Regions from separate parts of the Homo sapiens genome. Here region 2 is linked to region 1. A link is a loop called in an ENCODE intact Hi-C map of the cell type or tissue named here. Cell type or tissue: dorsolateral prefrontal cortex. All regions are shown on one strand. Each heading gives the region's core, and the rest is flanking DNA. Links, peaks and the distances in the headings are about the cores only.

Evidence for each region. A loop is a pair of places that touch in the nucleus more often than their neighbours do. Peaks named below come from ENCODE experiments on the same cell type or tissue, not always from the same donor. Only the 100,000 strongest peaks of a DNase experiment are listed, where the experiment ranks them.
Region 2: it touches region 1 in a loop (2.5-fold over the local background); 2 of 110 quality-filtered maps call a loop at or near these places.

The regions. Positions count from the first base shown.
Region 1 is chr2:36,558,549-36,569,622 of GRCh38, forward strand. All of the region lies in intron 5 of FEZ2 (fasciculation and elongation protein zeta 2), which reads right to left. Among named protein-coding and RNA genes, the nearest start is that of FEZ2, 34 kb to the right of the region's middle. RefSeq lists an enhancer at 2,530-3,729. In dorsolateral prefrontal cortex, for the core only: no CTCF peak of the experiment used is centred there; DNase peaks (open chromatin) are centred at 2,859, 4,853 and 6,213; H3K4me3 peaks cover 1,865 bases; H3K27ac peaks cover 4,629 bases.
Region 2 is chr2:36,506,404-36,517,477 of GRCh38, forward strand. CRIM1 (cysteine rich transmembrane BMP regulator 1) reads left to right here. Exons shown (of 17, transcript NM_016441.3): 9 at 3,580-3,736; 10 at 5,870-5,991; 11 at 7,153-7,362; 12 at 10,924-11,074. Among named protein-coding and RNA genes, the nearest start is that of FEZ2, 86 kb to the right of the region's middle. RefSeq lists an enhancer at 990-1,534. In dorsolateral prefrontal cortex, for the core only: no CTCF peak of the experiment used is centred there; no DNase peak of the experiment used is centred there; H3K27ac peaks cover 370 bases.

The DNA of each region.
Region 1 (11,074 bases), core at 1,362-9,361:
CGGAATTACCTTATCTGCAAAAAATTTGATACTGTTACTAGAAGGTCTATCTGATAATATAAAACACAAGCTACTTTGGTAATGAAAACACAGGTATTGTATGGGAATAAAGTTATCTTACTATCTCAGATGGAGCTCATTTTTTTTTGCCCACCTCTATTTGCTTCATACAAACCTAATGTCAACAGAAACAACCACCTTTTTGCATTTCAGTTATTGAAAATTTCATAGGACTAAGTCTGAGGATGGTTTACTCAATTTGTTCATTTTTAAAGTGAAGTATTATCTCACATTCTACTTGCATATTTTTCAACACATTTTAAAAATAGCAATTTAAACTAAAAACATAGTTTTAACAGTTCTGCACAATAAAGTAATTTCCAACAGCAAAATAATTCTGTTTCAGACCATTTTTATTCTGGTTGAACAAATGGTCCACATATATAACATGACAACTTTGAAAAACACACACTAGCTTCTTTCAGAAGCTAACAAAGACACACTTAAATCGTTTTAGAAATGCGTTACTATTATTTTAAATTATTGGGTAAGTCATTGTAAACGTTTTTAGGCATTAAAGGAGAAAAGTTAAAGTAGAGAATGGCCTAAGGGGAAATGAATAATGAAAATTAATGTCTGAAATTGAGATAAACTTCCTAGTTCACTACTTGTAAAGGCTCACAAGTAACAGCGCCATGTCTTTTAACTAATCCCATGAAAGCATAATCCATAAATGATTGTCCAGATTTTCCTGTTCTTACCATCCCACCAAAAAAATAGTTCCGTGCATTTCACATATGCTCATATAGAAAGCCAGTGGTTTTTACCTGGAATCTCTTAGCTCCACCCATTATTTAACCTCGTGCCCTAAATCTCAGCTCTGTGGCTAATCCTCACTGAGTGATCTTATCCTGCCCATAACTGAAAAACAGGATAAAGAAAGCTGCTTTACAGTAACTGGATCCCTAAGTCCAGAAAAGTGGTAAAACTGCATAGTTCAATCTCTGAGACACGTTAAGTGTCCCACCGTCTTTTTGACGTAGACTTCTTGCAGGTGATGCCCAATTGTATAATCGAATGTTTCTTTGTAAAGAACAACAACAACAAAAGGCCAGAAATGATGTCCTCCTGGCTTCACTCTGCATGTGTGAGGCAACCTGGAGAGGCACCAGGCGGCTGCACCCTGGCCCGCTCTCTGGCTACCTGGCTGCATCTTCAGGCCTCCCTGCTCCACTGACAGTCTGGAAGATTCCTTGTCTTCTTTTGAGGTTGAGAGAGGTGAGAGGCAACGGAATGAAAACAAAAACTCAAACATCCCTTCATGGAGCTCATTGATGAGCTGCAAATGTCAGTGTGAGGCTTCCCTCTTTAATAGGAATGATCTCCCTTCCGGAGAAACACTTAACTACCTGCAGTAAAAACTCCAGGCATTTGATCTAGGCGTTCTTTTGCTAAACTTCCTACAAGCTACATTTTGTACACCTTCTTAATCTGCACAGAAGAGCTAACTTAAAGACTTTTCTTTTTCAAGGTGAAAATTTCATATAGTGAAAGGTAATTTTAAGCATACCCATTAATGTGAATGTTTCCCATGTTCATGATATTCCTTCAATCATTATACAAAAATGTGAATAAAAAGCAAATTGCTAGATACTTGATTATATATTCATATCTGTGTATAATTTTGTATAAATAATGTCGCATGCCTCGTTTGGCAGACAACTGAGTTGGCTGACTATGCAATACACCTTAAAAACACATGAATTTCATTTAAAGGAGGTAAGATACACTCTATACATATTTTTGACCTAGAACTCTAGTCTCAAACATACCGACATCTGGCCTTCTTCCCCCAAAAATGACATCTTGCGACTTAGACTTTTAGAATTAGAGTCACATATTTTAGTTTAGTTATTTTCACAAGCAGATTTTCTACACATGCAATACATTATGTTAAAATGTTAATATTTGTTTAAAACTAAGAGTGAAAAATGGAGCTATAAAACACGTCTTAAGAATGCATTTAATCTATTGTCGAATTTGAAAAATGCTTTTTCCTCAAAGGGAAATTCTGTTCATTATCAAGACTATAAATATAATGAACTTTTATAATAAACTTTTATTTCTCTCGTTAAGCAATGGTCTTAGTAAATTAGTAAACTACCAGCTTTCAGGATCTTCACTTACACAGAAAATGAAAAAGCAGAGAATGAGGAAAATAAGGATAACCGAGCACCTGTTTCTCTCCACCTGAATTTCCAAAGGTGTGGCGGAGGCCATTCTGAATGACATTTGAGATCCCTTCCATGCTGAAGCGCTAAAGGCGGCAATATACGGCCCAGAAGAAAAGGACAGAGAAAGAAGTTCAAAGTCTATTAGTAAGAATGTACCATGATGACTTATGTGCCCAAGAGGCAAGCAGTTAGAAAATGCCACTACTCATCCAGATAAAGCACATAAACCCATGCTCTTTTTAAAATGCTGTTGCTTCCATTTCTTTGCAAGTTAAATGCAAAAGCAACTGTTTTTATGCTACTATATTCATGCAGGCATTTTTCTGATGTAGCTAATTGTTCCAATGTAAATGTTGTAAGTTGTACACATATTTGTTCTATACAAAATTTACTGTGTAATTTTTAAGATACTTTTTGATATTATTTACCTACATTTTATCAGAAGTCTGAAAACTTAAGATGAACAGTATGCGTATTTTCAGCCTAAGTTTGTATAATTCTACCATCAGTTTGGAGAACATTAACATAACATTTAGCAAATGAAAATGCTGTTACTTGGAGAGCTGATTATTGCTTCCCACTCACTCTTCGGGCCACCTGCCACTGCCTTGGTGCAGAAATGCGAACTAGAAGATGGCATACGCTTCCTGGAGAGCAGAGTGGATCCCATGTGCCAGCCAGGCCCCCAAAAACTTCTCCAAAGACTTTTCCACTCCGTTTCTAGGAAACAATTCTACTTTCTTTCTCCCAGCAACCTCCAAGACTTCCTAGAATTCTTTGTACTGAAAAGGGAGTATTTTTTTCCTAAACAACTTATCTTGATTTGTAACCAGTCTACAATGTCATCAAGCATAGTAAAAAGCGTCTGGTGGCACCTCTATGGCGGCTGAGTCAAAGGAGTGAGATGGATTCTTACAGCATGACTAATTAAGGGGAAAGGCTTCGTGAAAAGGAAGTGAAGGCCTGACTCACTTGATGGTTCCTTCCCCTGGAATTTTATAGAGGAAATTTAAATCAGTAAACACATTTGAGGAGTCAACATAAAGAATATTTTACCAGGCCCCAAGGGGCAGAAGAAAGGAAACCAAGGGAATGGTCATCAAGAAATACATATAGTTTCATCCAGTGGTTCTCAAAGTGTAGTCCAGGGACCCCCTCCCACCCAACTCCTGCCAAGAGGTCCCTGAAATCCTCTCAGGAGTTCAGGAGTTCAAAAATGTTTTCTTAATACTACTAAAATATAAGTTGTCTTTTTTACTCTCATTCTCTCATGACTTACAGTGAAATATTCCAAATGACAGACTGAATGCAGAAGCACATTTGTGAATCTAGCTGTCTTTAATCAAGCCAGATGTTAATGAGATTGACAAAAATGCACAGCAATGATATTTTTTCATGATTTTGTAAAATATTATTTTTCATAAATATATGCTCTTTATAATGAATTTATTTTTGGTATTTTTCATGAATTTATATTTTTAATTTTATCACTTTTAATTTGTAACATGGCTAATATTAAGTTTCTTGGGGTCCTTGATAAATTTTAAGAGCGTAAAGAAGTCTTGATAACAAAAAGCTAAGAAATGCCAACAGGCTGAATCACTGAGGGAGCTATGTGCTTCTGTATCAGTCATGTAACTCTATGGAGTTACTGAAAATCTGAGTTCCAAATTTTACTACCTTACAGGAGACTGTACAAATATGCCTCTCCTCCTAAACCATCCAACTTCCCTACCTAGCCTTTCCCAGATTTGCAAGCCAGTTTTGCTTCAGCAAGAATCAAATGTCTAGTCAAGATACTTTGCTGACTACTCTTCACTTCACTGAAAGCATAACTATTAGCTTTGATGGAGGAGGCTAGTTATAAAACAAAAACCTACAGAAAACTATTTCTGTAAATTTTTCCAATGCTATCATAATTCATTCATATTTTTTAAGCAGATTATCAAATGAGATAACATCTTAGGCTTCAGAGTATATAATAACAATTATGAGAAACTATTCTCAAATAACCAAGTCAGTTTATTTTTTAAATTATTTTCATAAAATATATTTTCTTTCAAATGTGACAAAGAGAAGAGTACTTGTTTTTAAGTACTTAGTCTATATTACCTGGCTCCATTATCTATGAGCATGTTTAAGCTAGATACAAATTCATAAAATCTAAAGCTAGATAAAAAGTTTCAGAATCCACCTATCAGGAAACTAAGACACACTTTCTATTTGGAAAGCACATTCCAAAAACACTAGCTTTGTTTTCGCAATCAGAAAGCCAATTCCTGTCACTAGAAAAAACAAAAGTTGATGCAGTTTCAATTTCGTAACATGCAGATGTAATTTAGGTTTTCTTTATTAAATGTGTGGTTGCAGACATTACTGAGCCATCTCAACTACTGACAGCCTGACTACTTGTGAAAGATGGCTTTTGTGCCACCAGAATTTTAGGCTTAGGGGAAATTAGTGAAAATGCAACCCCATGGGAAGCCAAGGTAACCTGGAAAAACAAAACTAACAGCTGATGCCAGTGAAAGAAGGTAAAGTAAGGAATGCAGCAGAACCTCTGTCCTTGCTGCTGATGGCTGCTGAGTCAGTGGCTGCAGCTGACAAGACCCTACTGTCCCCAGCTCTTTCACTGGCAATGAACCAGGGAAGCAATGTGCAGCATGTACAGTTCAATCGCCTCTTGATCCATTGGAAAATTACAGAACAAGGAAATCAGAAGGTTCTACAGGAAAAAAAAGAAAAAAAAAAAAAACTAAAATCTACGTCTGAGAACGTGCTCCTATCAAACGCTTCAGTTGCAATCAACTCCTACCTCCCCAGAAGTCAGGCAGCATCAATATTCTCCCTCCACTGCATTTCCAAACTCTCCCTCTCTACTAGCTCCTTCCTGACAGCATCCCGAAATTCTCAAACCCTCAACCTCTTTCCTTTCCCAAGGTTTTCCTGAAACAGCTCTTCCCAACATCATTTATTTGATCTGGAAGACCACGGCCACTTTTCAGATCTCTGAGACATCCAGGAATCCCTCCTCCCTGAACCGCTTCCTTGGATTCAGAGACACCACACTCTCCCAGATTTCCCTCACCCCAACCCTCCTGCTCTCTAGTTGCTTCTTCTAAGAGGGGCCACTTTCTTCACTCATCCCTTAAATGCCAGTGTTCCCTAGGATCTTGTGCCTCTTTCTTGACTCACCTCTCAGATGCTGCTGTGCCTCTGGATTCTGTCCCTATTTAATTATCATGCACCCCCTCTGGGTATTACCAATCAATAGCTTCATCTTCTGCTTCCATAAATTGATAGCTCCACTTTACTAAGATCAGTAAAGTGCTAAGAACAGAGACTGGCACATGGCAAAGCTCAGTACATGTTAGCTATCTTTACTGTAATTTCCCTGAGCTTCACTCTGCATGTTTAATGGCCAATTGGACATCTGTACCTATTGTATGTTTAATGGCCTATTGACAAGCCTATGTTCCTGTCTATATTTAATATCAATATTTCTAAAACTCATATCCAAAACTGAATTCAATGTCCTCTTCCCCACCAAAACACAAACAAAAAAATTTAAAAACCGGTTCCTCCTTCAGCATTTTATTCTCCTCGTTCATTCATTTCCTCTTTCTTTCAAAAAACATCCTGAGCCAGATACCATTCCAGGTATTAGAGATTCAGAGTGAACACATCAGCCAAGGCCCCTCCCACCCTCCTGACCTTACATTCCAGCATAAGGGGGCACAAAAAGCACAACACGTAAATGAAGCGAATGCTGCAGATAACTAACACATGCCCTATCCCTAGCTCCAGCAAGGCGATTAAAAACTGGATGCCTACTTTCTACTCGGACGCCAGAGAAAAGCTGCCTGAGGAGATGACATCTGAGCTGAAATATGACGTATACACCCATCCTAGATGAGCCACAAAGGACAATGGACAAGGGAGATCTTCTCAGAGAACAAAACCAAAAGCAGCCAACCGGGCCAACTCGGGAGTTCACGCCACAGCTAGTGTGCAGGAGGTCTTGCAATTCTCATTCAATGGGATGGAACACAGCATCTATGGAATATGTCCATTCTCTCCTCCTTTTTATAAGATGTTATTGCAGCAACCCTGTCTTCTCTCCCCCGTTGTGTGCCAATGTGTTGCAATGGCTGGCTTAACTTTCAGACCATAGGTTGACGGAAAAGAGAGACATCCCCTCATTTGCTGGACTTGAAGCTAGAAGCAGGTACTGCTGACAAGATTTACATACCTCCCTTTGGGGAAGGGGCACATGTGCTTTATCTATGTTTGCCCTCGTCAACAATCAATGACCTGACCCTAACTCCTCCCTTCTTTGGTGTCCGAAACAATCAACCTCACCAATATCTCTGAAATTCAACTATTTATATTTCCATCCCTACTTTCACTTCCCTGGCTCAATTCTTACATGAAATCGCTGCAACAGCCTCCTAATTAACTTATCTCCAGTTGCCTCCTTCCAATTAGTTCTCCTTGAAACCACTGAAGTTCTCTTCCAAAACAGACAAACCCAAACATGTAACTACCTGACCTAAAATCCATTTTTGGTTCTCTAAACCCTTTAAACAAAAACCAGGTGCCTCAGAATGTCGTACGACGCCATCCATTTTCCAGCTTCCACTGTGCAATTTCCATAGCCTCTTCTTGAGTTTCTTGCCCCCTCACCTTCTAGCTTTCACCATAATGAGCAGCCTGCATTTCCCCAGATGTCCCTAACTGTCCCCTCCAAGTGGTGGCACACACCACCCCCTCTGCTGTCTGTGCCTGTTCCCTCCTCCTTCTACCTGACCTCCGGGTGCAACTCAGCCTTCCCAGACCCCTAAACCTAGCTAGGGGCAATAGTAATATATGTCCACCTTGACCACAGAACAGAGCCAGGCTCAGAAAACACTAAAAACGTGGTAGTTGTTTTGAATATAGCAATTATCACACCCTGTACCTAGGTTTCTCCACGTTGACACTACTGACATTTCCAGTCAGATCATTCTTGTCACGGGGGTCAGTGTAGTGGGGTGGGATCTCCACTAGCACCTCCGGTCTCTGTTCACCAGGATGCCAGCAGTACCACCCCCATCCTTCCCCACCCTGCCCAGTTGTGACAACAACAAATGTTTTCAGACATTGACTCATGTCCCATGGGGGGCAAAATTGGCCTGGTTGAGAATCACCGCACTAAAGCACATTGGATGGTTCATCATTCAATCTGCAACCCATGGGCAGCACATTCCTGGAAAACTGAAATTGGTTCTACATCCTTAACACCCATGCCAGGGACACAACTGTGGATCAATTAATGTTTGCCTAATAGTAGTATAAGAAAAGTTCAGGAGATGGAGACCATCCTGGCTAACACAGTGAAACACCATCTCTACTAAAAATACAAAAAATTCGCCAGGCACGGTGGCGGGCACCTGTAGTCCCAGCTACTCGGGAGGCTGAGGCAGGAGAATGGCGTGAATCCGGGAGGCGGAGCTTGCAGTGAGCCGAGATCGCGCCACTGCACTCCACCCTGGACGACAGAGCGAGACTCCGTCTCAAAAAAAAAAAAAAGTAATCAAGATATTTTTAATGGGGAGGTAGAGTGCACAAGATCTAAAGAGAAACAATAAAGAAAGAAAAATGAAAATTCTGGTCAGGTTAATTTTTCATAAATTCAACTCAAGTTCTCAAAATCCTTAAGGACAGAAAAAAAAAAATGTCAGATACTTCTTTCATATGCTCCAAAAAGCAAAAACCAGACCAGTATGTAGGAGGCATCTGACTGATAGTCAGTGACTTAACCTGCAAAACGCTACAGCGATCATTACCAATACCAGTGGGATACTTCCAGATTTCTGTATGAAACCAGGAATCATAGCTCAGGCAAAAGTCTTAGAATCAAGAAATTTTTAAACGGTCAACTTGGACAGAAAAGTGCTGAATTAGAAATCGAAGATCTGGGTTCTTTCCCAGCTTTGCCACTAATTGTGTGACAGGAGGGCAGTCACTTTACTGCCAAGGCCTGTTACCTCACCTGTAAAACAGATGATTAAATCATATTAACTTTAAACGTCTTCTTATTTGTAAATCCTACGAGTCTATGGATTAATTCAATCAAAAAGATCCATTATTAAGCAAATTAAAAACACACACATACGCATAGACACACACACACTCTCTCTCTCTCTCTATAGGACTAAATAAATGAGTGCTCCAGAATGGCAGAACTGCACAGCCAGATGATACATTCAGAGTCCAGTGGCTTCATTTTCTTATGAGGAAATGACTACATTCTGAAGGGAGAGACAGGTCTTAGGCATCTTTCCATCCCCGCAGCTTGCATAGTGCCTGGGCCATAGCAGTCATTTTTAAACGTCTCATAAGCTGAGGCTGTGACACTCCTAACACCAGAACCCAAGAGCCTTAGAGCCTATGATCGTTTCACCATATCATGAGGTGTCTTGACTTCTTGCAGGAGAGAAAGAAAAAAAAAAAGCCCAAAATAAGTGGAGTATGAACAGAATAAAGATGACAGGACAGAACATCAAGTTATTTTTCAGAAGAGTGAACAACGGAGTTCTGGAAAAGTCCACTGAAGAATCTAGTCTAGGAAAGTAAGATGAGATTAATGAAATAATCTTGTTGGCGTGGTTTATAAAACATAAAACAATGGAGTGACTAAGAAATCTCAAACCCCGGCCAGGCACGGAGGCTCACGCCTGTAATCCCAGCACTTTGGGAGGCCGAGGTGGGTGGATCACCTGACGTCAGGAGTTCGAGACCAGCCTGGCCAACCTGGTGAAACCTCATCTCTACTAAAAGTACAAAAATTAGCCAGACGTGGTGGCGGGTGCCTGTAATCCCAGCTACTCGAGAGGCTCAGGCAGGAGAATCACTTGAACCCGGGAGGCGGAGGTTGCAGTGAGCCAAGATCGCACCATTGCACTCCAGCCTGGGCAATAGAGCGAGACTCTGTCTCAAAAAAAAAAAAAAGAAATCTCAAACCCCTAGCTAGGATAATCAAAGAGTAGCAAGTAGGAGATCAGTGAACTAGAAGGATAAAGGAAAAGAGAGACCAGGGCAGTGAGACCAGGAAGAAACAGGAAACGAGCTGTGTAGAGCATACTGTGCATTCTGTTTTATAGCTGCCCTGTAAATTCCAAAAAATAACACACCCTTTTGGAAGGCAAAATGAATTTTAAAAAGATAAAACCTCAGAGGCAGGTTAAATATACTTTTTAGTAAACGTCACCTCATTTAGAAACACTACATTTACAACCTTGAGAGCAGATGCGGTATTATTAGGTGCTTATGGTGCTTAACTGGGCCAGAGGGAAGATTTTCTCTATGCTTAAATTTTATAAGTAGGAGGACAAGGAAAGGGAGAGACAGAAGGGGTAGGGGAGGAGGGAGACAGAGTGGGAGGGGGAAGGGAGGGAAGCATTTCTTTGATAACATTTCTCAAGGTTAAAGTACCAAAGACATACCAAAGCGCCAACAGAACTAAGTCTCAGGGTTATGAATGCTGAATGAAATGAAGGACATTAAAGATTTGTTACTAAATAAATAAGTAAATAATTTTTTAAAAGAAAAGAAAAAACAATTTGTTACAGTTTAATTTAAATAACTGCAATAACGCAGTATATCAGAAAACCCAATCCTCCCTCCATTTAATCTACCATTTCCAAGTTTGAAATAAAGAATCCAAGTGTTCAAATTCAAAGTGAAGAACTGGTGAAAATTCTGAATCTGAAGTTATTTTGTAATTGATTCATCCATTTCCCACTACGTCTTTAGGAAGGAGTTAATAGTGCTATAAAATGCCCCCTCTCAGGATGGAATTTTTGATAGGAGCCCATTTGTGAGCAGGGAAATGATTAAGCATTACAGTATTTACTTTATTGTTGCCCTCACTACTGACAAATGCCAAAGTAATGTGGCAAGGACGGAGGAAGAGGGTATTCAATACACAGCTTCAACACCAGTATTTACGCTGAGAATACTCACCACTGCCTCGTGGTTGTTTCCTTCCCTGGCATAAGTATGTATTGAAAGTCTCAAAATCAGTCCTTATCTGGAAACTTTTCTCAGACAAAACCAGTAGCAACAATGTATAAACAGGATATAGATTTATAAAAATTCACCAAAATCTGAAAGACGAAGAAATGGGCCAAGATCCCCAAGGCCCATTTACAACATCCTTGCAAAGCTCAGAAAACGAAAATTCAAGCCAAGGATCCTTCCATCCACCTCTAAATAACTCCACATCCTCATTCCAATGCATGCTGGTTCTGTGAGCTAAGGTCCCTGTTAAGCTTTTGTTTACTCATTTATGAAATGGAAATAATAACAATAATACCTTCTTTATAGAGTTGTTGTGAAGGTTACATGGAATAATCCATGCAAGTACCTAGCAAAGTGCTCAGCAAATATCAATATTCAAAAAAGTATTGGCTATAATTCCTAAAAATAAAAAGGATAGAATAATATTTTAGACACAACTCCCAAAGAGAAATAACCACACCTTTCTACTTTTCTCCAGAACAGCAAAAACAGCATTTCAAGTTCTTCTAATATAAATAAAATTGCAGCTGAGAAAAAATAAATCCCCGATTATAGTTCCTAGCTGATAGGACTGAAAACAACATAAAGAGACATTACTATCTATGACTAAGCACAGAATCAGCAAAAAAGCTTAAACAGAAAACAAGTTAACACTTAAATAATTCGGTCTTTCTGAACAATAAAAAGAAAAGAGCTAGAGAACACTATGCTACATAAAAGTGAACAAGAATCAGATACAGTGCTGCAGTTTGTTAGTTCTTCTGTGGTATCTTAAA
Region 2 (11,074 bases), core at 1,478-9,477, 52 kb before region 1:
TGCTGTTTGAGGACCTGCTGTACTACAGCAAAGAAGTATGCAGTACTCCTCTAGGGGACACCATCCACAGTGTGTTCTCCATGGAGGTTACGTTGTATTTATATATAATGAATGGCGCCCCCGACAGCTGTGTCACGTTTTGAGCATAGGAGCAAACATTCCTATTTTTCCAGAATGAACAGAGTTTTACTACATAGTTGCTATCGACCGGCCATGCTGTACAGGCCCTGTACTTTGCCATTGTTCATCACTTTCTCTTCAATCGTAACTTCTCCCCATGTATTAGAAAGCAATTTTAGATCACGGTAAAGTCATGACGCTGAAAAATTAGGAACATAAAGCCACCTTTTTCTGCGTGGTTGCCTCAAGTGATGTACTAAAGCTTTACAAACAAACATATAAACCCCTACCCTTCTATGAATACTGTTTTTCTACTCTTTATTTATGTTTTTATTTATTTATTTTTTTTTTAGACACAGGTTCTCACCCTGTCACCCAGGCTGGTGTGCAGTGGTGCAGTCACAGCTCTCACTGCAGCCTCGACCTCCTGGGTTCAAGTAATCCTCTTGCCTCAGCCTCCCAAGTAGCTGGGATTACATTCACTCACCACCACACCCAGCTAATGTTTTATTTTCTGGCAGAGGCAAGGTCTCACTATGTTGCACAGGCTGGTCTCAAACTCTTGGCCTCAAGCAATTCTCCCACCTCAGCTTCCCAAAGTGCTGGGATTACAGGTTCCAGCCAGCCGCAGTCAGTCTCCTCTTTATTTAAATGTTTGCTATGATGATGCATTTCTCTTAAGAAAACTTCATAATTGACATATGTGGATTTAGGACTACCTTCCAGTTTTTAATGTTGTCTATTTCTGAACTAGAAGATGGTATTTTGAGATGTTTTGGCAAGTGCTAGTATTTCAGGAAAATTTCAATGTTATCAGAGTAAGTTATTTTCATGCTGTCATTTCTCTGATAATATAGCAGTCTTGATGACAGTGGAGGAGTAGGTAACAAGAACATTGATTGATGCATTTAGTTAGCAAATGTTGTTGAATACCCACTCTGTACCAAATACCATGGTTGTCCCTATACAGTGTGTGCCTAAAGATACTAGGGCCTGGGCCTAGAGCTCCCTCTATTGGGAAGCTGAATGTAGATGGGCCAGAGCATAACATGCAGGAGAATGGTCCCAATTCAGGGCAGCACTAGAGCATCCCACTCCTAGGAGGCATAGCCAGTCTCCTTCTAATGAATGTCCTGTATTTTTATTTAAATGTACCAGCCTTTGTTTGAAATTCCATTCCATTGCAAAGCAGAGGTAGATTACAGACTAGTTTTTATCACATTGTTTAAACTTGAATGGAGACACAACAGTTTTCTTTAAAGGTGAAGCACATTCAAGATCAAGGTCTGTGGAAAAACTCCTTCTTTATTGCAGGACCAGAAAAATAAAGGCACCAAGGTGCTCAGGCTCCAAAATTGCAGGGAATTTAATCCCAAGGGATGTTGACTGACTCTGGGAGGTTTTCAGGGTGTTTTTAATTCATCTGTTTCCCAACATAATTCATTTGTAGCCATGACCTAAGCATTCTTGTGACAGAAAAATGGGTTCACAATTGACATCTGTGTTAGAGAAACATGACTAATAAAGTCTTCTTTTTTCACCATTCCCTTAATAATGGGGAATGAAAAATTATGACCTTTCAAGTCATATAATTACAAATTTCTAAATGAACCATTTAGAATTTCTCTTTTAAGGATGCAAATTAGTAATCAGTTGCTTTACAGTGTAATACAGGCACATGAGGTTATATTTATATGTGTAATAAAAGGTTTATGATAATGACAGAGTAGAAAATTACACCATAAATCACATTTTCCTTCTTAAAAGATAGCAAATTAAATATGCAAATATTGCCAACTGAGATTCACAAAAGATGCTATCTTGAAATATTTATGTAAAACACGGACCCATTTCACCTATTCATTGTAGTTAAGTTTTAATTTTAGATTATAATATAAGTGTGTTTTGAGGGGACAGATGCGTTCTGTTTTTCCCAGTGACTTCTGTGTTATTACAATATTCATGCTTAAAGGACGGCCAGATAAAATAAAAATTTGTTCATCATTCCAATAATTAGACTCTGCTTCCCATTTCACCAGTCCATGTAGAACAATATTCAAACATTGCTGTACTTTGGCCATCACCATATTAACTTCCCTTCTTTAAATTTGATTGTCTTTCAAATTCTATATTTAATTCACACAGGTCTCAACTTGCTTGCTTTATATAATTAAGCATGCTTTTTTTCTTTTTAACCTTAAACATTTCTATTTCCCTTTTCTCTCGTAAGCCCTATATAACCTTTTAAAATCATTTTAGAAGACTTCTATTAGGCTAATAACTTCAGTAATGTTGCTAGTCACCATTGCTACTTTCCTTTTTGCTCTTCTAAAATAGTATTGTAACTGACTAGCAGAGGACAGTTAAACATCACTCCAGATTCTGCTAACGGGATACTTTGAACACTTCAAATAGTGGTTACTTAAACCTTAATATGAGTATTTTTTCAACACACACATTTTTTAGCCTGTGAACTAAAAAGCCTATTATGTAAGTATATCCAAATACAGGGGTATTTGTCAGCACATAGAGAAAAAACATATCTAAATGTAACACTGAATATTTTAATTACTATCATTTTGTAAAAGATGTACTTTTTTGAAAGTAATAGTAAGAAATCCCTTATGCTGCATACAATATGCAGTATTATATGATAGCATCTAACACCCATAAAAGTAGTTGTCATGTGGATATTTAAAAACATGCGTTATGGGATGGGCGCAGTGACTCACACCTGTAACCCCAGCACTTGGGAAGCTGACACTGGCGGATCACTTGAGGTCAGGAGTTCAAGAAGAACCTGGCAACATTTAGTAGAGAAGGCGAAACCGCATCTCTACTAAAAATACAAAAATTAGCTGGGCGTGGTGGTGCATGCCTGTAATCACAGATGCTTGGGAGGCTGAGGTGGGAGAATCACTTGAACCCAGGAGACAGAAGTTGCAGTGAGCCGAAATCACGCCACTGTACTCCAGTCTAAATGACAGAGCGAGAGATTCTGTCTCCAACAAAAGAAAAAAGGACATGCATTATTATGGACATGCAATAGAAATAAAACATATAATGAAAATTGGACTGTAAATTTCTAATTCCCACATAATGTAAATGGTCATCAGTGGTTTGAAGTGATTTATAAAGTTCATGGAAAAATGATCTCAGTCATTAATTGTAATAGTTATCAGCCTGCTGTTCACTCAGAGCCTACCAGATTTGAGTACACTTTAGAAATCTATGCATTTCAAAGTTGGACTTTATTTTGTTTATTATTACCAAAACATGGAGTCATGTGATAACCATGAAATAGCACAGTCTATGCTTTTTAATGATAACCAGTGCCATGGTAGAGCTGAGAAATTGAGATCTGTGGAAGAGTGGAGGATTCAGGGACCGTATTTCAGCATCGAAGTGTTCTGCTCTGTTCATCTTTGGAAGAAACATGCCGTCTCTGTGTCTTCACAGCCGAGGAACTATGTTCAGAACGTAAACAAGGCTGCACCTTGAACTGTCCCTTCGGTTTCCTTACTGATGCCCAAAACTGTGAGATCTGTGAGTGCCGCCCAAGGCCCAAGAAGTGCAGACCCATAATCTGTGACAAGTATTGTCCACTTGGATTGCTGTACGTATTTGTTAATTCAGAAAAGCTATTATGAAGTGCAACTTGGTGAAATGTTTCTACACATTTTGTTTTATATGTTGTTTGTGAATTAATCTATGGTATATTGAGCCCAGAATGTCTATACTTGTTTTGTTAGGTGATTCAGAAAGCAGGGAGAAGGTTGTATCTCCAAAAAAAAAGAATCAAGTTTTACTTTTACTTTTTATGGACATGGGCCAGACACACCCTTTGTGCCTGTTATATGAGACTTTCCCATAGCAGAGTCCTTTAGACACTGCTGGCAAGATTAGGAGATGGAATTGTGAGGTCCCAGTGTTGGAAGTGCTACAACTCTTCACACCTGTCCCAAGGTCTATTTGTGATCATTTATTTAACACATACTTTAAGATCAATTGAAGACCGACCCCCCACTCACTTGAAATACAGTGCATCCTTAGCTGCCATGCCTAGGTGTCTCACCTTGGAACTAGTCAGCGTTTCGTATTTTTTTCTTTATCTAGCGTTAGATTTTTATGAATTTTCTTGGAGCTAAGGGCCATTACTTTTATTTTTTAATATACTTTATTGAGTCAAACCCCATGAGAATCTAGATTATTCCAGGGGGGGAAATAGACACTTCATATTTGTTTCTTTCGTGTCTGTATAAGCACCTATATTTGCCTTTATATCAGGTTGATGCCTTTAGAAAAATCACCTTAATTTATATTTTTCCCTTTGCTGTCTTTCTTTCATTTCAATCTGTCTTTCCAATTTGATATGTTTATGTAGTGCTAGATTCCTTTTCTTTTTTTTTTTTTTTTTTTTCAGGCAGGGTAGTGCTCTGCCACCCAGGCCGTAGTGCAGTGGCACAAGCATGGCTCACTGCAGCCTCAACCTCCCAGGCTGTCAGTCCTCCCACCTCAGCCTCAGCCTCAGCCTCAGCCTCCCGAGTAGCTGGGACTAGAGGCATGCGCCACCATGCCCAACTAATTTTTGTATTTTTTGGAGAGATGGGGTTTCACCATGTTTCCCAGGCTGATCTGGAACTCCTGGCTCAAGCGATCAGCCTACCTTGGCCTTCCAAAGTGCTGGGATTACAGGCATGAGCCACTGTGCCTGGCCTAGTGCTAGTAATTATAAGGGACTTAGACCTATCATCTCTTTCCCATCTTCTGTCAGTCATCTTTTTCATTCTTCATTTAAAAATTCTAGGTTTGGGAGGGGTCGTCTTTATAATTTTCATTGGATAATTAAATTGGAAACATTGTTCCGTAAAATTCCCCAAATAAAATAATGAATCATCATCATTCTTAATCCTAAAATAAGAATATGATGTCAATAAGAGTATTATGTCTTAGCCTAACTGCTCATATAAAATGAAGTAGTTGTATCACAATAGTAGGTAGCTTCAACCACTTGCTACAGTATCATGACAGTTCAGAATCAAGGCTGTGTTCAAATCCAACCGTCATGTTGGAGAAAAATCTCTTAGGAGATTGTAGATTTCACTTTGTATTCCTGTCAGCACATTCAGGGAGGACCCAGTTGGACACCTTGGACAACTGAATATTATACTGGCTAGAACACATGTGTTAAGGACACACACCAAAAGAGAATTCTTGGCCAGACACCACGTGGGAGTGTCAGGATGAAGGCAGCAGTTGGTGCCCCTTTTATGTACCTGCTGACTAAAGAATTACTTTCTGCATGCAGCAGATACTTCCAGAAGGGAGGGAGGGAGGGAGGGACGGATGGATCGTAGGTGGGTGGGTGGGTGGATGGATGGAGAAACAAATGAGTACACAGATAAACCAACAAAATCTCCTTCACTTTCCTATTCATGGAGTTGCACATTCATCTTTTTATTGTGGTGTACCACTCTCCCTAATTAAATCAACAGTCATGTCATTGAGATTCTGAGAGCCACATCCTAGAAGCACGTAAGTGCTTGGGCAACTCTCTGCCTTGGTCATGAGTAAGTGGTGGTAATGGCCACAGGGAGCTAATTACCCATCACTCCAGGAATCTTTGAGAGCAAAAGTCAAGTCATTCTGTTTAATAGCAATATCACTTTATTGACCCTTGGTCTGAGTGCTTGGGCATCATTTGAGACTTTGTGATTTTCTGACCTCTGACAAAATTTTAATTACCCAGGAAGAATAAGCACGGCTGTGACATCTGTCGCTGTAAGAAATGTCCAGAGCTCTCATGCAGTAAGATCTGCCCCTTGGGTTTCCAGCAGGACAGTCACGGCTGTCTTATCTGCAAGTGCAGAGGTAAGTGTGTACACATGGCCCTTCCCCCTCAAAGCAGCCAGGGGCACCGAAACAAGGAACATAAGGACACCCTGTAATGAAATGGTTTCGGTGGTTGCTGCCTATTCTAACACAAATGTCAGTCTCTGTGGGACCGTCCCACAGGACTCCCTTTTCCTTTCATTTTTATGAAGTAAAAGCTCAGAATAGAATGTAAAGTAAGTATATGATGGACAAGCACATTGACTAAATTAATCACTTCCTAGCTCTTTTTACTTCTATCAGGAACTTTAGCCTAAAGCACAATTATCTGAACCTCTATAGAGCTTCTCTCTGTTCAGGAGTAAGATTAATAAAACTGCAACAGTAAATAGCCCCATTTCAAAGTTCTAGAGGGTGGGTATAGCTCAGAAGTTAGCTGCTGTATTTCCAGATAACAGTTTTCCATGAGAATTTAGCCTTTGGCTGAATAAGCACATGCCAGCCCACAGCTGTGAATAAGCACAGAGCCTGGATATCCCTGCTGCCTGAGGCTTCTCCAGGGAGCTTCCTGAAGCCACTGAGCATGCACCCTGACCGCCGTTTCTGCCTTTACCCCAGCTCCAGCCCTGCTGCCTATCCCTTTTTATGTTGTACTTGTCAGCATGATGCACAGATTAAACTATAAAAGATTCCTAAACTTTGTTTTACGATTTTTCAAAACTGGACAGTTACCACCTTAATGGTGTTTCTAAGGGGTTGGAGTAAACAAAAATCTAGTCACTGCTTTAATTGTTCTGCTGAACAAAACTCTGTTATTTGCAAGGGGCCCAGGATGTCCCCATTGGATGAAGCTTCTAGAGCGATTTTTCTGAATACATTCAACATATTTGTAAAATTTGTTATAAAATCAGTGCTTGTTTATTGTATAAAATATGAGAAAGTACAGTGGAAGGAATAAAAAATCAGCGATCATCCCACGAATTGGAGAGAAACTATTTGCCGGTTTTTTTCTCTCTTTTCTTTTTTCAAGATTGAGAACATACTGACTTAAATTCTTTTCATGAACATGTCCCATGTCACAAACTGTCCTGTGTTAGACGTAATTGTTGGTGGCTGGGGTCCAGTCCATGTACAGACTCTGTAGCCTGTTTCTCCTGTGCAGTAGCCACTTCTTTACCAGGCTGCCTTTTGTCTGTCCAGAGGCCTCTGCTTCAGCTGGGCCACCCATCCTGTCGGGCACTTGTCTCACCGTGGATGGTCATCATCATAAAAATGAGGAGAGCTGGCACGATGGGTGCCGGGAATGCTACTGTCTCAATGGACGGGAAATGTGTGCCCTGATCACCTGCCCGGTGCCTGCCTGTGGCAACCCCACCATTCACCCTGGACAGTGCTGCCCATCATGTGCAGGTAAAAGCTGGCTGCCATCTGTGTGCTCCATAAGCAAATGACTTCTGCCTTGCAGGGCCCTAGACACATTTGTAACTCTGGGGAGGTTGGAGGGGACAACCCCTGGAACACTTTTCAGCACTGTGTGGTTTTTGTCAACCACCACCACAGAATCATCCAGGCACTATCAGTGAAGAACCAAAGACCAGAGAAAATTCTATCATTGTAGAAATGGCTCTCCTCCTTTTTGAATGATTGACTCAGTTATGTAAGGTCTTTGGACTACATTTTTGTAAAGGTTTGTGGGCTGATGTTCTTACATTCCAGCTCTCCATTTTATTGATAGCATATTAAGTCTGAATGTCCTCATTAATATGAGGGGATTGGTACTAGTTTTATCCCATAAAACCTTATCACATTTAAAGTAATGTTTGAGAGGGAGAAACTTTTTGAAGTCTGTGGCTATTGCTCTTTTTTAAATTAATAGACATGTGGCACTCTTGCCAAATGGAGAGATTTAGAGTGACCACACGTCCAAAACATTTAAAATCATAATCATGGTAATCAGGATAAGTTACTAGAAAACCAGAACAGATTTGTAATTCAAGGGAGTCTGAATTATGATTGTCAATAACAGTAATTATAACCATAAACTTCATCTAGTACGTTTTATCCAAAGAGCTCAACACAGTCTTATATCTATTATTTCCCTCTCTGTGCAGGCCACTTTGAGTTAGGGAAAAACACATTGAGGCAGTTTCTCATTTGGAAAACAGACACAGAAAGATTGACTGTCTTACCAAGAGTAAAATAGTATGTCCACCAAAAGGCCTGGGAGAAATGAAGTCTCTCAAATCTTGTATCAGATTTCTTTCAAAGTTAAGTCTACTGTCAGATTTTGGAGGATGATTGTTTTTCCTCTGGTCAGTCCAGGTCCTGTATCTCCCTGTGCGTGAGTCCACCTGTGCAAAAGGTGTAGCCGGGAGCCTGAGGCCTGGTCCTTGTGCAACAAGACTAGCCTGGGAGGGAAACTGACCTTGTTCGCCATGGTTGGGGAGCAGGGGAGAGGGACACTTGAAGTCCCTTTCAGCTCTGAGATTCTGCACAGCTCAATAGCTACAGTATCAGAGTGACAGGCAGCTCCCATACCTTGTAGAAAACGAGATTACAATGCAGAAGAGATGACTCTTTTTATTTTGTTTTGTTTCCCTGTAGTTCAGTTAGAGGTGCTCCATGTCAGAACTCTTTCCTTTTTTCCGATATTTTGCTAGTTAAGTGTGAAAAACTGCTAGAGTCCCCTGCATAAGAAGGTAAATGAGGACTTTAATATGATAGAACTCTGTGTTGACTCTTTGGGGAGGGAAAAATCATGTGTTTGCATGAAGACCCCTGCTTTAATTATAGGTGTGAATGCATAGAGGAGGGATTTGTACCTGGGTCTTTGCTAAACATGTCCTCAATGAAGAATTCTAACAGCTAGATTGGTAGAAATGCAAAGACATTAAGAATGGATAATTGACCTGAGAACTGAAAATCAGTAGAACCAGAAAGATCTTTCTCTATTACAGAGTCATGGAAAGTTCTTACGTAAGCACACGTGAAGTTGTTGTTGATACCTTACTGTGGGTGTGTCAACATCTGGATATACGTGTATGAAAACACATTTCTGTAGATGGATGTGTAGAGGTAAATGTTTTCTGCAAATCTTTAGCATGTTGCCACATAAGCCTCCTTCTGATTAGAGACTCCAGAGCTGTTGCATTCACGGACTCCTACTTTAAAGAATATTTTTCTCCCCTCTTCATTCCAAGATCAGCTGTTTTTCTTCTTGGGATACATGAGTATCTCCCGAACTCTTCTAATGAATATTTACTAAATGATAGTGTCTCTCAGATTTTCTGTCTTCCATACACTCTACATTTGAGTTTCTCTTTTGTCTCCATGTCTCTGGCCCCTCTTGTGTTTTGCCTTGAGGCATATCGTACGGCAAAAAGGTGAGCCAGAAAGCATACCTGCAAACACGCACGTCAGATTTCTTCTGACCACTTCCGTACATGTCAGCATTTAACAAGGCAGTAATTGTCAGTCCTCTCTAAGCCCTTTTTGAAAGCAATAAGGGAGGCTTTTGCTATATTCATTTATCGATACTCTTTGGGACTTTTTGTTTCTCTGTAAACCACAGATGCACATTTACCATCTTGTTCAGCACAGTTTTCATTGTAATTCTCTTCCTCTCTCTTGTTCTTATACTGGAAAGTTGGTTACAGTTGCTTGTGAATGTAAGCATTGATTGATGAGTATCAGTTTTCTGTGATACTGTCCCTGGGTCTAAGTTCCAGCCTTTTGTAATTCCCTTGAGATAAAGCTGTATTAGAAGTTGTTACCCTCTTAACTGGAAATCAGCCCACATCACTTAATTTCATTAGTATTGTTGACTCTCATGCTAACCACCACTTTGAAAGTCATAGCCCCAATTCACTCCTAAGAAGATTTCAGCTCTGAGCATCTCTGCATATATGGGCCCATTCTGGGGCGTGACTTCCACTGAGCTCCAAGCATGAGCTAGCCGTGATGTCTCCAGACTCTTTCTCGGCGGGATTCAACACTGTCAACACATTCCTGAAGTGCTTGTTGCATTTGGATTACGTGACTATGGTTAATGTCTTCATACTTCTCATTTCCCCAGCAAAACTTCAGGGCAACTCCCAGCCCCTCTTCAGACATTTTCAACATTAAATTCCCTCTCTATCAGTGTCATCTCTCCAAGAGACCAAAACTACCTCTCCTCTGGGGAAAGAAATGATAGTTTTCACCAGCCTGCCAGCATTTACCTCTCTTCATGATGATATTGCCAAGCACATGTTTAGTCTCAGGTGAGGGTTTTCAGACTGTTGATTCTACAGGAGCATTCCTGCTCAGTTTGCTGGCAGCTGGCTTAGATTGGGGTGTGGCCTGCTCGACAGCAGGACATATTTCCAAGCATAAAAGTACTCAGGATCCCAGAAATAATAAAGCAGATAGGGCATCGATCATTTGGAAGTTTTATTTAATCTGGAGACATATCCATGATCCAAACAACCATAGACTTGGGTTGCAGTTTCCCTCGTCTCTCCCTGAGCTCTCAGTTTCCTCATGCATAAAATAAGGTGACTGTAAGGAATAAATGAAATAACACATGTGAAGTGCTTAGCATGGAAATAACTGAACCGTACCAAGTATTCTGTAAATGAGAGATCTGAATCCGAGACAGTTCCTACACATTCACAGAAATGCCAGAAGAGGCCCCTGTTCTCATCTCTAGAGTGGGAGTCCCCTCCCTGTAATTTAATGATCTTATTGAATTCTCTTATTACTGTTGACAGACTTAAACCACTTGAACCTCACGTCCTAATATTAGCTCTTTTGCCATTGTCTTCTGTTTCCATGCATGGAATATTTTCTTCACTATTCTCTTAATAAGAATAGAGCGAGATGCTCTTCACAGTTCATCTCTTCTATCCCTTAAAGCAAACAGCACCAGGCTTTCAAGAGTTGGAAAGATTGCAGATGAATAATGTGTTCTGATTTTGTGTCATTTCCCAGATGACTTTGTGGTGCAGAAGCCAGAGCTCAGTACTCCCTCCATTTGCCACGCCCCTGGAGGAGAATACTTTGTGGAAGGAGAAACGTGGAACATTGACTCCTGTACTCAGTGCACCTGCCACAGCGGACGGGTGCTGTGTGAGACAGAGGT